Regions from separate parts of the Homo sapiens genome. Here region 1 is linked to region 2. The links are chromatin loops, found by intact Hi-C in ENCODE. Cell type or tissue: gastrocnemius medialis. All regions are shown on one strand. Each heading gives the region's core, and the rest is flanking DNA. Links, peaks and the distances in the headings are about the cores only. Region 1 overlaps ZDHHC17 (zDHHC palmitoyltransferase 17). Region 2 has its middle 62 kb from the start of OSBPL8.

Region 1 (7,149 bases), core at 1,051-6,050, 200 kb before region 2:
CAACTTCCCTCCTACTCCCAAATCCCCTCTAAATACTAATTTAAAGATGTCCCTCCAACTTATTAAGAAGATTTATTTAACCGTAAATATGCCTGTCTAAAATCCTTTTACTTAATATTCTAAGTAAAAAATCTAAGATATTTAAAATCCTTTTACTTAATATTCTAAGTAAAAATCTAAGATTTTTTAAATTGTTTTCTAAAAATATTGTCCCCCTTTCTTTTTTTTTTTTGGAGATAAGGTCTCACTCGGTCACCCAGGCTGGAGTGCAGTGGCATGATCTTGGCTCACTGCAGCCTCAACCTTCCGGGCTCAACCAATCCTCCTGCCTCTGCCTCCCTACTAGCTGGGACTATAGGCGCACCACCACGCCTGGCTAAAGATTCCATCTTTATCTGTCTACCAGCAGTATTCAAAAATATTTTCCCCCTTTTGGAATGATATTTTTATTTTTCTTAAGGGAATGACTTTTTAAAATAAAACACTATTGAGTCTTAGGTGTCACTACTTTCTTTTTTAGTTTTAAATATAAAACACACTTCACAGGCTAGCAAATCAAAACATGTTAATGACTGAAACTTTTCCAATGTGACATGGAAAAAGAAAGAACAGTCTACATAATTACAGATGCTTAATCTCACAGGTCCCCTAATCATCATAATTTTTAAATATATGATGGTTACTTTCAACCTTTAAATATCACTCTCCCAATCATCATAGGCTTTAAAAGGAACCTTTATAAAAATTTTAATATATTTAAAGCTACTAATGAAAAAAAACAGGAAAGAAACTCCATTTCTGAACTGACCACAATCGTATACAAATGTTAAAATTGCACTAAACTTTTAATGAAGTTCTTTTTAAAAAATCATATCCAAACACATAAACCTGATGTATAGTTTAATAATGCCATAAGTAACTTTACATATTAATGCAACATCTAAAATTTGTAAGTCATTTATGACTATATGTGTGTGTGTGAATATACATATATAAAATAAAACTTCAAAATATTCACATTCAACAAAACGAAAGTGCCAATATTGTGGGATTTTCCAAAGTAACACAAGATTTTTTTTTACTAGCCTAATTATCATAAGACAGCCATTTTTCACTCTGTTGAGCAAAACTGCTCTAAATCCTAGAAAACTGAGCAACACAAAATAAATCATTTTCTATATCATATCTAATAATTAAACAGAAGAGTTAACATGGCATGCAAAAATTGTTCATTAGTCTCAGCTTATAGGGCTGAAAACAGCCAAGTTTATAAACTATGAATCTAATTCTTCTAAGTAACGGACCAGGGGACTTTTCAACTGATTAAAGAAGTCCAAACTCCTATAAATAAAGGAGGCACTGCTTTCAAGACTGCTTCTCTTTATCCTAAATTTGTCTTTTTGCCTTGGTAACAGATAGATCAATATTAACTTTAAATAATCAACATTGCCACTAGAACAGCCTAAACACGATATACAAAAGATGGTACTCAAAACTTAATGCTACTCAAGTTGTGATTACTGACAAGTTAGCAGACATCTTGACAATTATTTAGGTACATAAAGAAACTCTACGGCAATTAACTTCTTTTTTGTGGGAAATAAGATTGTGCAGAACCTAGACCCCCTCTCTGGGGGAAAATATTCTAAGTTTTAGTATCATATAATCAGGCAACTGAGCCAACAGTCATACAATTTAAAACTGAAGGTATATGGATGATCTAAAATGAGTTTTCCATAGAAAGGTCAAGAATATAAGCTCTCTGAAAAAAGGTATACAACATATCACAAAAGAATGCAAAGCTCAAGTTAGAGCTGGAGTTGTGAGTAGTTTAAAAAGATATGTATTAGAACTAAGCTATTTCACAATTTATTATCATACTAACAAACAAGCATTCACTAGAAAAACCTTTATTTTTATCTATTACTTAACAAAGGCCAGTTGAATCAATGAACCAAAATGTACACGAGTAGCCGATGGAGATTTAAATAATTTCATATATACCCATCCTTCTTAATTATTAGCCCCAAAAGGTCACCAACCACGTAGGTAAGAGCCCTTGGAAACTTTGTTATTTACCTTCATTTATTCTGAGTATAATAATATTTTAAAAATTACATTGAGAAATGCCAAAATTAAAGGCTGTAAATACTCGTGCTAAGTAAGTGTTCCTAAGAATCCTACTTAAAAAATTATATATCGAAAATCTTCAGCTGGGCGCGGTGGCTCATGCCTGTATTCCCAGCACTTTGGGAGGCCGAGGTGGGAGTATCACCTGAAGTCAGGTGAAGTCATCTGAAGTCACCATGGCCAACACGGTGAAACCCCATCTGTACTAAAAAAAAATACAAATATTAGCTGGGCATGGTGATGGGCACCTGTAATCCCAGCTACTCAGGAGGCTGAGGCACAAGAATCACTTTAAACCGAGAGGCAGGGATTGCAGTGAGCCAAAATCTCGCCACTGCACTCCAGCCTGGGCAACAAGAGCGAAACTCCGTCTCAAAAAAAAAAAAAAAAAAAAATCTTCAGTTATGAGTTTACCTTATCAGCTTTCAGCTTTCTAAGGAAGGACGGATTGTCATATCCTTTTGCTTGCCTTGCCTCTTGTAAGTGGTTGATCATCCACACATTTTTTCTCTGTTTTGCCAAATCAAGCGCTGATTCGCCCTGATAATATAAACAGAAGAAATTCCTATTAAAAGTTTAAAAGCAGGCTATCTTAGTTACCTTTAAAGAACTTCTATAAAAATTAATTTACTGCCCTATTAACGTTGTTTTGACATTGTGTAAATTACTAAAAACACCTGCATCATTACATGTTTCTTATTACGCTTTCCCAAAGAATAATCACAAAATGTATTTTCTCATCATATTCCGTAGATTTTATTTTTGCCTGTATTTTGACATATTAGAGAGCAAATCAAAAAGTAGGTATTTTAGTACCTGCTGGATCAGAGGCTATCACTAAGTTTATCAGTTATTTCATATTCTTTAAAAATTTCATTAGTAATAGTTATTGCTACAAAACACCTTGCTATAATATCAAGTTGCCAGAAATCTCTCAGTTTTATTTCAACAATGATAGGAGTCTTCAGAAGAGAATAGGAAAGAAAAGGAAAAGTCAGTCTCTACTTCTACCACTATTGTACTGGCATTCTTGATTTATATTCATTCACCCACCCAGAAGTTTCCAAAGTAAACGAGAAATGATTTTAAAAAATAGCAAATTCAAGTTATGAATTTGTATCTCCCTTTAATCCTAAGAAAAAGAATGCCAGGGAATTTACATGATAGGAATAAAATGTATCAAAGTAAGAAACAAATAAGCATTCCCAATTTTAGGTCTATGCTTCTTTTTGCCTTAACTAATTTAAAATTTAAAATCTTATTTCTCCTTTTGCAAATTAGTCAGACACCTACATTTCCATTTATTTAATGTGTTCCACTATTTATCTACTTCTTCAAATAGAAAAGCAAAACTTTAAATGCTTACCAAAGTTTCAAGAATGTAAAGATGAATATTCAAAATTACTTTTAAAAAGTAAAACCACTGAAATTTTATTTCCAAAAACAAGGTCAAAAAGAATAAAGCAATAAAGAGCCTTGGGGTGCCTTATTTATGAGGGATGATTACTTATTAAGTATAGTTTATTTAATATTATAAAATAAAAATAAACAACAAAATAAAACACACCACTGCCACCAACAGCAACAACTATTACAAAACAACAAAAAGCCCAACCAATCCTTTAATATAAAGATCAATGGTATTTAATAAGAAATGGGCTAATCTAGGAGTCTTCCACAAATAGGGATATTTACTTTAAAATATTGCCTTACCTATTCCAAAATTCCATCACCTAAGTTGTCAGAACCAGCTAATTAATCCAAACTATAAAGATTACCTGAATAAAAGCAATCCCTTGGGTAACAACTCCCCGGGAATATCCTGCAGTTGCCTCGGTCCAGCTGAGCATCCCTTCCACTAGAGGGCCATGTGACACCTAAGGATTGCCTAGACAAAAAGATTGAGGGAGCTTTAAAATATCTTTCAACTACTCCTCCAGTCATCTAACTATTTTTGTATAGTTCTTTTATTCAGCTGGTAAAATAAACACTCAATTCATTTAAAGAAGTATATTAAAACCAGGGTTCTGAGTTAAGTCTATATCTATTTGATCACTCCATGTCTCAGCCAAAATAATAATATTAACAATAGCAACAACAGCAAGAATCTACATGGAGTAATTATAGACTATGTAACTGTTAATAAAAGAAATCATTCAAAGGTTTTGGTCAGATAAACATTATGGTTGGGGGTAAGATCACTCAACATTTCACCTACGTAAGGTTGAATTTCATCGTCAAATTTTAAAAAAATTTTTCCTTGGTGACCATTTAGGTCAGGTATTTAAGAGGTAATACAAAACTATTTTCTAAAAACAGTTTCTTACCTCATTTCAAGAGGTCTTTCAATACATTAATGAACAGAGCTCAGTAATTTTATATTCTGTACAAGCTAAAAACTATGCCCTTTGATAATTTTAGAAAGAAAAGATTATAACTGCTTGTGTAGCACTCAGAGATTAACTGTTCCTTCCAAACTCAATTCATCTAAATTTATCAGTATAACCAAAAACATATGCTAAGGATTATTATTTTTTTAATCACAAATGAGATACTACCACAAAAGGGATTACTGGGTAGGCCATAATTGTGTTTTGTTTTTTATTCTTAGTATTCCAAATCATTTGTTTCCCCTGTTGTTGCTTTACAAGAAGAGATTTAAAGCTATTTCATGTAGCTATTATCTAGGGGCTTGGTTCTTAAATTCTTTTGAGTCTTTTCTGATGACAGCCACTTTTCTTCCTCCCAGAAGAATGCTGATACAAGTAACTTTTTTTCAACAATTTCAGGGGTCCATGGACCCACACCTCCTCCAACCAAAGTCTACTGGGGGGACTCCAGATAAAAAAACCTAGGGTATACAGCTATTCCTGATCCTTCCAGAGATGAAAACAGCAATTTTAAAGTTACCTATCATTTAGTATAAATTGTCTTTTTTTTTTTTTTTTTTTTAAGACATAGTTTCACTCTTGTTGCCCAGGCTTGAGTGCAATGGCACGATCTTGGCTCACTGCAACCTCCACCTCTCAGGTTCAAGCAATTCTCCTGCCTCAGCCTCCCGAGTAGCTGGGATTACAGACATGTACCACCACGCCCGGCTAATTTTGTATTTTTAGTAGAGACAGGGTTTCTCCATGTTGAGGCTGGTCTCGAACTCCTGACCTCAGGTGATCCGCCTGCCTCAGCCTCCCAAAGTGCTGGGATTACAGGCATGAGCCACAGTGCCCGGCCTCATTTAGTATAAATTGTCTTTAAAATAAGTTCTATCTTGTTTTGATAAAGGAACGTTTGTTTATACATGAAAAGAACTGAGTAACTAATATGTGAAGGTAAATCTCTAGTTAATATAAAGAAAGATTTCTAAGACACTTAATCATATATAGAAAATAGGTATTTTAGGGAAAGGGGATCTTATAGAATTATTATAACACAAAGCGTAATTTTTCATATTCTTTGAAAAATATAACTTTTTATAGCTATTAAAGCCATAGCCAGATTTGCAGGCTGCATCTTATCGTTACAATCCACTATTATCAACAAGATTCTTTCTTAAGACTTAAAAATGGAAAAAGCATAGGTATAAATAAATTTGGTTAGATTCCTGGACAAATATTCTAGGTATTTTTTTAAAATAAATGTTTCCTTTTCAAAATTGGCAGCAATTTAAGTTTACTTAATTAGCTTAATAGTTCACACGGCTAAGACACCACTTCAAATTAAATATTACCAAACAGAACCAATTCCTATCACCTTCATCCCAAAAAGTCCTTCTTCAGTCTTCACAATCTCAACATATGATATCACAAGACGCTCAGTTACCCAAAACAAAACCTAAGTCATCAACGATGGTTTCTTTTATCCTCACACCTAATCTACCTTCTTATTTCTACTTTAAAATATCCTCTCCAAATCCAGTCATTTCTCTCTACCTCTACTCCTCTGATCCTAGGCTAAGCTAACATTATCACTTGTCTGATTTATTGCAACAGCCTAACTGATCTCCATCTTTTCCATTTTCTTAACTCTTCAATGCATTCTCCATACATCAACCAAAGTAATGTTTAAAAAATATTTAAAACAAAAAGCAGATCATATAATCAGCCTACATAAATCCTTTCAAATGTTTCCCATGACTGAGAATACAATTAAAGCTCTTTATTATCGCATTGCATGATACAGCACCTGTGTTTCTCAAGTGACTTCACCATCTTGCTCACTGTACTCTGGCCACACTGTCCTTATTTCTGCACCTCAAATACTGCAATCTTACTCCTGTTTAGGACCGTGCACTTGCATGTTCCTCTACAAGGAAAATTTTTTCCCACATGTCTCTGTATAACTGATCCCTTCTCATTACGTAATTCTGAAAGCAAATGTCATCTCCTCAGAGGCATTCCCAAATCACTCTCACTGGATGTGGTCCTTCCATCCCAGTCATTCTATCACATTTGCCTTTTATTATTATTCACTTACTGGCTGTTTCCTCAACAGAATGTACATTCTGAAAGAATAGAGACCTTATCTGTCTTGAACAATGTGACTCCCCACCACCCACCATTGAATAAGAATTTGCTGAACGAATAAATACATGGTTTCTATTAGAAGGTGATAAGACTTAAGTATGTTGGGAATGCCTCTGAGGCAGATCCCCATTTTTAAAAAAGGCATTTGATACTCATTTCATCTTTTTAATTACATATAAAGTGCATTTTAAAACAAAAATCTACTTTGTCACCAGTGTAGATACAGGTAATTTTTCCCCTGAAAGTATAAATGTTCCCTGAGCAAATACAATAATTCCTTAGACTTTATTTTCTTTAGAAGTACCATCACTCCAGAAGCTACCAGGGAATTACATGAGAAAAATTTTTTGTCAATAGCCAACCTCTATTACATGTGACAGATAAAGTTAAAACATTAATAAAAAGAAAATAACTGGAAAAAAATGAATTTAAAAGCTCTAAGGTACAATAATTAGCTCAATTATAGACACTGTAGACTCTGGAAAGTATTCGCATG
Region 2 (7,149 bases), core at 1,361-6,360:
GGGATACGCAATCTGCATGACACTGCCTCTTTTTCTTGGTGTTCTTGTAGTTTCTAGTTACTTTACTAACTTTAAAAACTCAGTTTTTCTTATTAGTAAAAGTCAAGTCTAGAATATAAAATCCCCTAATTGCTTCCTCAGTCGTCTGAGAAATGAAACTATCAAGGAAGCAAGTAAAGAACTTTTCAAATTCTTTGCTTTTAGTAGAATGAACCTATCAACAGACATTGGAATCTTTGCAGTTCCTTCTCTGGAGCTTGTATCTGTGCCGGTTTTGTAACTAGAATGAGAAAAGAAGCATCTAGAACATTTGTATGGTTGGGTGGCATGCAGCACACTACTGCAATTATATCACTTGCATTTTCCCCTTTTTAGCATGAGCATAATGATTTTCATTATTTCTATCCTTGGGTTTCTAGACCTTGTTATAGATGAACTTTATAAAGTTAGGAAACATTTATTGAATCCAACTCCATAGCTGGTAGTTTTCTAGATGCTAGGAATATAAAGATGAAATTTCATTTTATCACACAGTAGTTGAGTTAGTAAATAAAAGGGCATATCGATACATACAACTACTTGATTGGATTGATTTCCTTTGAACAAGATTTACCTTTCTGTTGACATATTTTAGTCTGTGATCACAAGTCTTGGTGGGGATGACAATAACAATGACTTCAAGTTACAAAGTTCTAACGGGCAAATATATGTAATAATTAATTTATATTAACACTTTTCCGATCAGTGATCTTTAGGTGGGCAGGAGCAAAGACTGACTGGAGTTAGCTTAAATAAAGAGGACTTACTATATATAGCAATGAAAGTGTTGTCATATCAACCCAAGAATACCCACAAGTAACTGCTATAATAGAGGGTGGCAAAGAGGAGTTCTGATTTCATGGCATTTCTGGTGACCTCAACAGGAGGAATTCATTAACCATGACCTGTTTGCATCATTGTTCATTATCACGACTCAGTGGTATTCCACATGCCTGCTTCTTTCTCTTGTCATCTGGTCAAATGGCCATTCCTGGTCCAAGCGGCCACTCCTGGTCCAAGCGGCCAAGGCCAGATTCGCAAAAGCAGGATGTAAATGGCAGTTGGTGCTCAGTGTGGCAAAGACTATTGGGAGTGGCAGAGACTAGGAGGAATTTGAGGGAACATGAAGCCTTATCTAAAAGGGACTACCAATTGTTGCCATGTGGGAATATGAATCTATTTTTTAACTACTTGATTTTTCACATGAAGATGGAAATCCTGAGTGAAATATCTTAATATTTAAAAAATGGCAACTAAGTAAAATACAAATAAAACAAAACAAAGAAACCTGCACAGACAAACCCTGTGCAGGTCTGTGCAACAAAAAGTTGAGGTAGCAGCCCTAACTGCTTATCCTTGGAAAGGCCTGCTTACAAAGCCGGCCCTTGGCTGGCATCTGGGAACTTGGATTTCAGGAGGGTTCCCACCATTCCCAGAACTGGTAAGAGTGACTCGCTGTGCCTAAACTTTTTGTGTAGACAACATGTTTATGCTGACTACTGGCTTTCCTTCTAGGACTCTGAAATTTGAGTATGTGCCTAGCAGAGGCTGCCTATATGACTAGGCCCCAATAAAATCCCTGAGCTCTGAGTCTGTAATGAATTTCCTGGTTGGCATCATTTCACATGTTTTATCACAACTCATTACTGGGGCAATTGAGCACATCCTGTGTGAACTCCATGGGAGATGACCCTTGAAAGTCTGTGGCTGGTATATCCTGGATTTTGACCCATGTGCCTTTTTCCTTGCTGATTTTGCTTTGTATCCTTTTGCCAATCATAATCATGAGTATTACTATATGTGAGTCCTATAAGTCCTCCTAGTGAATCATCAAACTTGGGGCTGGTCTTGGGGACCCTAACTCAAGGCAAAATAAAACATATCTTTGAACCAAATTCAGCCAATAGTTTCACCTTTCAACCTCTAACCTAAGACACGGGCAGAACAGTTGCCAGGCATAAATGGAGCATTTTCATATGTGTCATCGTATTTAGTCTTCACAGTAACCCTGCAAAATGAACCATTTTATAACCTCATGTATAAGTGAGGAAATACACTCAGAGGGCTTAACCTTGCACAAGGTCATATCACCTGTAGGTGGAAGAGGCAGGAGTCAGAGTTAAATCCAACTTTATTTTCATATTGCCTGTATATGAAATTATATTTCCTCCCTTATGTGAAAATTTCAGAATCATTTTGTTTATTTTCTATTTCCTATGCACAGTATTTACATCTCTGGAGCTCAAAGTATTCTTATCACTCCTCATCCTTGTAATATTTGCCTTTTTCTTATTCCCTTCCAATCTTACCTTCCTATCAGCTATGAATGAGGTTTTCTGAGCCAGTAGGGAAACAAACAAAAACAAAAACAAAAACAAAAACAAAAAAAAAGGAAGGTAAGTATGGGCACAGGCAAGGGAAGGGAAGGATTATAAAAGACAGCAACTGGGCCTGCCTCTGCTAGGGATGGTCAGTGGTCCCAACAGGAGGGTCTAAAGTGGAGTGGAGGCTGGGTGTACAGGGTGGCTCACATCTTTAATTCCAGCACTTTGGGAGGCTGAGGCAGGATAATCACTTGAGGCTAAGAGTTTGAGACAGCCTGGACAACATAGCAAGACCCCATTTCTACAAAAAGATTAAAAATTAGCCAGACATGGTGGTGCCTGCCTGTAGTCCTAGCTACTTGGGAGGCTGAGGTGGGAGGACTGCTTGAGCCCAGGAATCAAAAGTTACAGTGAGCTATGATCATGCCACTGGCCTCCAGCCTAGGCAACAGAGCAAGACCCTGTCTCAAAAAAAAAAATGAAAATAAATAAAAAAATAAATAAAGTGGCATGGGGAATACCAGGTGAATCTAAGCTGTAGCAGTAGTACTTATAGTCAGAGAAGCAGTAATAATCTTTCCAGAAGGATCCATGGGGTTTGAAGCAGGATCTCATTCAGTATATGGCGGACAGTAGCATAGTTCAGGTAACAGGATAAGAGGGTGAGAAATGGATAGGCAGGCTGTCAAGGGCCTATCTGGGGGTGAGTGCAGAGCTATACTCTCAGGAAAAAGTGGCATGAAAACCTGGAAGCTGGATAGAAGCCCTACTCTAAGATCTGAACTTGCAGAGTCAGAAGTTTGGAAGGGAAAGTGCAGCTTGATGGCTGAGCAAGTACTCGAGAGTTCCCCCCGGTCCACTGAATATTAAACTTAGAACAGCATGACCAGTACGAGCCTCTTTCTTCAAACATTTTGTATATCTTGAGTGGCTTTCTAGGTAATGATGGAACTGAATTCATAAAGCGGAAGGTCTTTCTTTGTTTCCTGTGTCTGGGCTGAGCTGAACACGTTTGAGACTGACACTTCTTGCTGAAGGAACACACCAGAATAGGTTTGCCTAGCTTTGCAATATTTATTACTGTTTTAGATTTCCCTCACAATACATCTCTGAAAAGACTCAGTGAACTAAATGATACTCAGAAAGATAGCATTTCAGTGAACTCTTGAGGTTACATTTAAAACAGTCACATTATCAATGTAAGTAATTATTCCCAATTATTCCCATACCAATCTGTCTTACAGATATTTTAATACTAGGTGGTCTCTGAGTTATAAACATCAGGCTTATGAGCATCCCATGCAATTCCGCGTCCACTAATATCTTTTGAATTTCTACTATGTGTGCCTCATGGTCATTATGCAGAGTCATAATAATTGACATTTATTGAACACTTACTCTGCAATCTGCACTGTTGCACTGACATGCATTAATTCATTGTTCTCACAATAATGCTATGAGGTAGGCATTATTATTGTATCCATTTTCAGGTAAGAGTCCAAGGCACAGAAAGGTTCAGTACAACTTTTAGTTGTACCTAGAAGTGTGCCTCACTTCAAACAATGAACAATTTAGAAAGAGAGATAAGACATATTGAAATGTAAACAACCAGTCACCTGCCTCTCCTGCACTTTCACCCAAAGTTTGTTTTGATCCAGATCTATTTTTACCCTTTGTTCCATTTGGCATCCAAGCTACTCTAGTGCCACCTGCTGACCAGAATGGGGAACTGTCTGACCTAGTACCTTCCCTATAATCATTTCTTCGAGTAGGATTCTGTCATACACTCCATTTTATTTCTAGCTTTAAAATGTCCACTTTATACCATATAACACTTAACATGTATAATTTATATCTGAAGAATAGATAGCCTGTGATGCTGATCTATGTTAAAACACTCTGAGAAATGTAGTACAATTTTTTACATCTCTGGGTTTCTCTAGAAAAGGGTATCACAATGCAGAACTATGGGTATCATTACTACACTTTGCATAAGATACAAGGGAACTATGATAAACTTCAGAAAGTAGTGAACTCACCTATTCCTTAAAATATGAGTAGGCAATTGTTACAAAGCAATAGTAAACGGCTTATAAAGTATAAGTTTATTTTATGCTTCTCTGCTATTACACAGGGCACAACATTTTTGCAAGGCTTTTTTGGGACCACAGTGCATTAGCAACAAAAAACGCTGGTCCAACTCTGAGTAGCAGTCACTAAATGAAACGGATACCCTCTCACATGTGCACAAATCTGCATAGAAAAGTACTAAAGTTTTAGAATTGGACTTGTGTAATGTATTTCTGCTTTCTAGGGTATTAAGTAATGATATGCACTTTAATTTACCTAAAGCAATGCATGTATCTTCGCAGCAACATGATACTTCTATTAAACAGTTAAGGTGAATACTGGAAGTAAAAGACAAGAGGTGTACATGAATTTTTATTGGGAAGGGAAGTTGTCAACTTAAACAGTAGCAAATGAAAACCTTGTTGTTATGGATATACGTGACCTCCATAAACTATTATATAGGAGACATTTCAATTTCCCCCCCAGGCCAGAAAAGTTCCATACCGAAAGGAAACCCTTGAAGAAGAGTAAGGGAGGGAATAAAGAAATCAAGAAGTTACATAGGGAATACTCTCGAATTGTAATTAACTGTATTTTCAGATCTTTAGGGTGGTACAAAACATAATTGCTTGCAGCATTAGTTCAGATTACTTAAATATCAAGTACATTTTTAGTCCACTATATAAGTGGAAGTTACTAATATTTTATATGAAATGAAGCCAGTAATACTTTTCTATAGCAGTAACTGTACACCAGGAGGGCCAGGACAAACGAAAGAAATGGAGTTTTCCCAAAGCTGCATTGTGAAAAGACTGTAAATGGGTTGATCCCATACGCATGAATGAATTTCTTTTTTTTTTTTTTTGAGATGGAGTCTCACTCTGTCGCCCAGGCTGGAGTGCAGTGGCGCTATCTCAGCTCACTGTAACCTCTGCTGCCTGGGTTCAAGCGATTCTCCTGCCTCAGCCTACCGAGCAGCTGGGATTACAGGTGCCTGCCACCGCACCCAGCTAATTTTTGTAGTTTTAGAAGAGACGGGGTTTCACCATGTTGGCCAGGCTGGTCTCAAACTCCTGACCTCGTAATCGGCCTGCCTCAGCCTCCCAAAGTGCTGGGATTATAGGCATGAGCCACCGCGCCCGGCCATCATGAATGGGTTTCTTTGCTACAGGAAATCCAAGTGGAAAAGGCAATGGAGATGTGTACAAAAGTTTCTTGAAGGGAAGAAAGATTACGCCTTGTATGCATTTACTTTTCTGTCTCTTGGCTGCCACATCACATTTTTCTCTTGCACTGTCTAATGGCCATAATGTTAGGTTGTCTCTATAAGCAACTGCATGATAAGGGTGCTGTCTTTGAATCTTCACTCAGTGTATCAAGTTCTTCTATGGCCTATCAAAAGTGGTTTTAGTCAGTTCGCAGGCAAGCTCTGGGTTATTAAGGATCTCATAGTAAAGTACAGAAATGTTAAGACATGTATATGGATTACATCTCTTTACTATATCAAATGCCTCTTAGGAAGCTCTTTGGGAATTATCTATCATTTGTTTCAACCATCACCACGTGCAACAAAGGTACTGGAAGTAATCTCCCTTTATTTTTGATAAAAGATCGTACTCGCTAGATTAGTTGCATTGGATAGTAAATAGTTATCCAAAAATTGCAGGACAGTAATGCATACGGATCTCAGTTCAGACTTGACTTTCTCCTGATAGTTTTCTGTTGTTTTTTGGTTTGTTTTTTGTTTTTTCTCAGTGATGTGAAGCTCACTCCCAATAGTTCTTGATCAGCTGCAACTTCTTGTCAGAGGTGTTGGTTTTTCTGCTCAATGCTCAAGAGACCCTCCAGGTGGACCTGTAGCCTTCAACAATGTTTTTGTAGGCCACAGAGAGTGAGTTGTGCTCCTCTTTGGACAGCTCTGCAACCTGCTAGGAGAGCCTTCACAATGCAGGTAAAATCAATGATAGCAAAACCCTTGAATCCAAAGTGTTTGCAAGTACTCAAAGCCCCCCTCAGAATCACCATGAAGTCCTCACTTACCACCTTCATTCTTTTCCACTTAAATCTGTGTTTCTATAAGTATCAAGATTTGTGATAAAGATTTCTTTTGCACCGATCCTCGAGATATTAGAGTTGGAATGAGATTTAGAGATCATTTAGAGTTCAAGTTCAACATTTTGTTTACAGTTCTCTGCTGTTTGATGCCCCAAATCTATTTCACAGGAAGCCATTTGCTGATCACCTGGCTTGACCTCTTTCCTGATTCTTCATTTTTCTCCAGTCTACTGGGAATTTTCCCCTGCTCTTATTATAAAGAAAGGCCTGTGTTTGTAGCCGATGTGGGCTCCCTCAATAATTGGGCATGACACATTTCTATTCCCTCTGGTAGGTCTCACTCCTCCCCACTATGAGATGGGTTAACTGCTGCATTTCTGTGGCCTCAAGTTCCCCTCGTCTTGTCACACTAGGGACCCTGAGACACAAAGGGCTGCACAGCTGTCAGCTGATTTGAGCTTGGGGCTTCAGTGGCCTTTCAGAGTTTTCCCAATGACTGCCCTCCAAGTGGTTTCTACAAAGAAGAAAACAGTTTCTCCTTTGTTGAAGGCTTCCTCCTCCTGTCCCATTATTTCCATCTATGGCGGAGCCAGGGGGTACCTGGGGACTGTTGGCTCCATAATTTTATTAGTGCCCTCTCCCCAGTTCTTTGATATTGACC

The links. Peaks named below come from ENCODE experiments on the same cell type or tissue, not always from the same donor. Only the 100,000 strongest peaks of a DNase experiment are listed, where the experiment ranks them.
Region 1: it touches region 2 in a loop (12-fold over the local background); 11 of 110 quality-filtered maps call a loop at or near these places.

Annotation. Positions count from the first base shown.
Region 1 is chr12:76,817,927-76,825,075 of GRCh38, reverse strand. It overlaps ZDHHC17 (zDHHC palmitoyltransferase 17), which reads right to left. Exons shown (of 17, transcript NM_015336.4): 8 at 2,545-2,670. Among named protein-coding and RNA genes, the nearest start is that of ZDHHC17, 57 kb to the right of the region's middle. In gastrocnemius medialis, for the core only: CTCF peaks have their summits at 3,775 and 3,978 (motif pointing right); no DNase peak of the experiment used is centred there.
Region 2 is chr12:76,618,598-76,625,746 of GRCh38, reverse strand. It overlaps the pseudogene YWHAQP7. Among named protein-coding and RNA genes, the nearest start is that of OSBPL8, 62 kb to the right of the region's middle. RefSeq lists a silencer at 1,464-1,758. In gastrocnemius medialis, for the core only: CTCF peaks have their summits at 3,861 and 4,068 (motif pointing left); a DNase peak (open chromatin) is centred at 4,046; H3K27ac peaks cover 658 bases.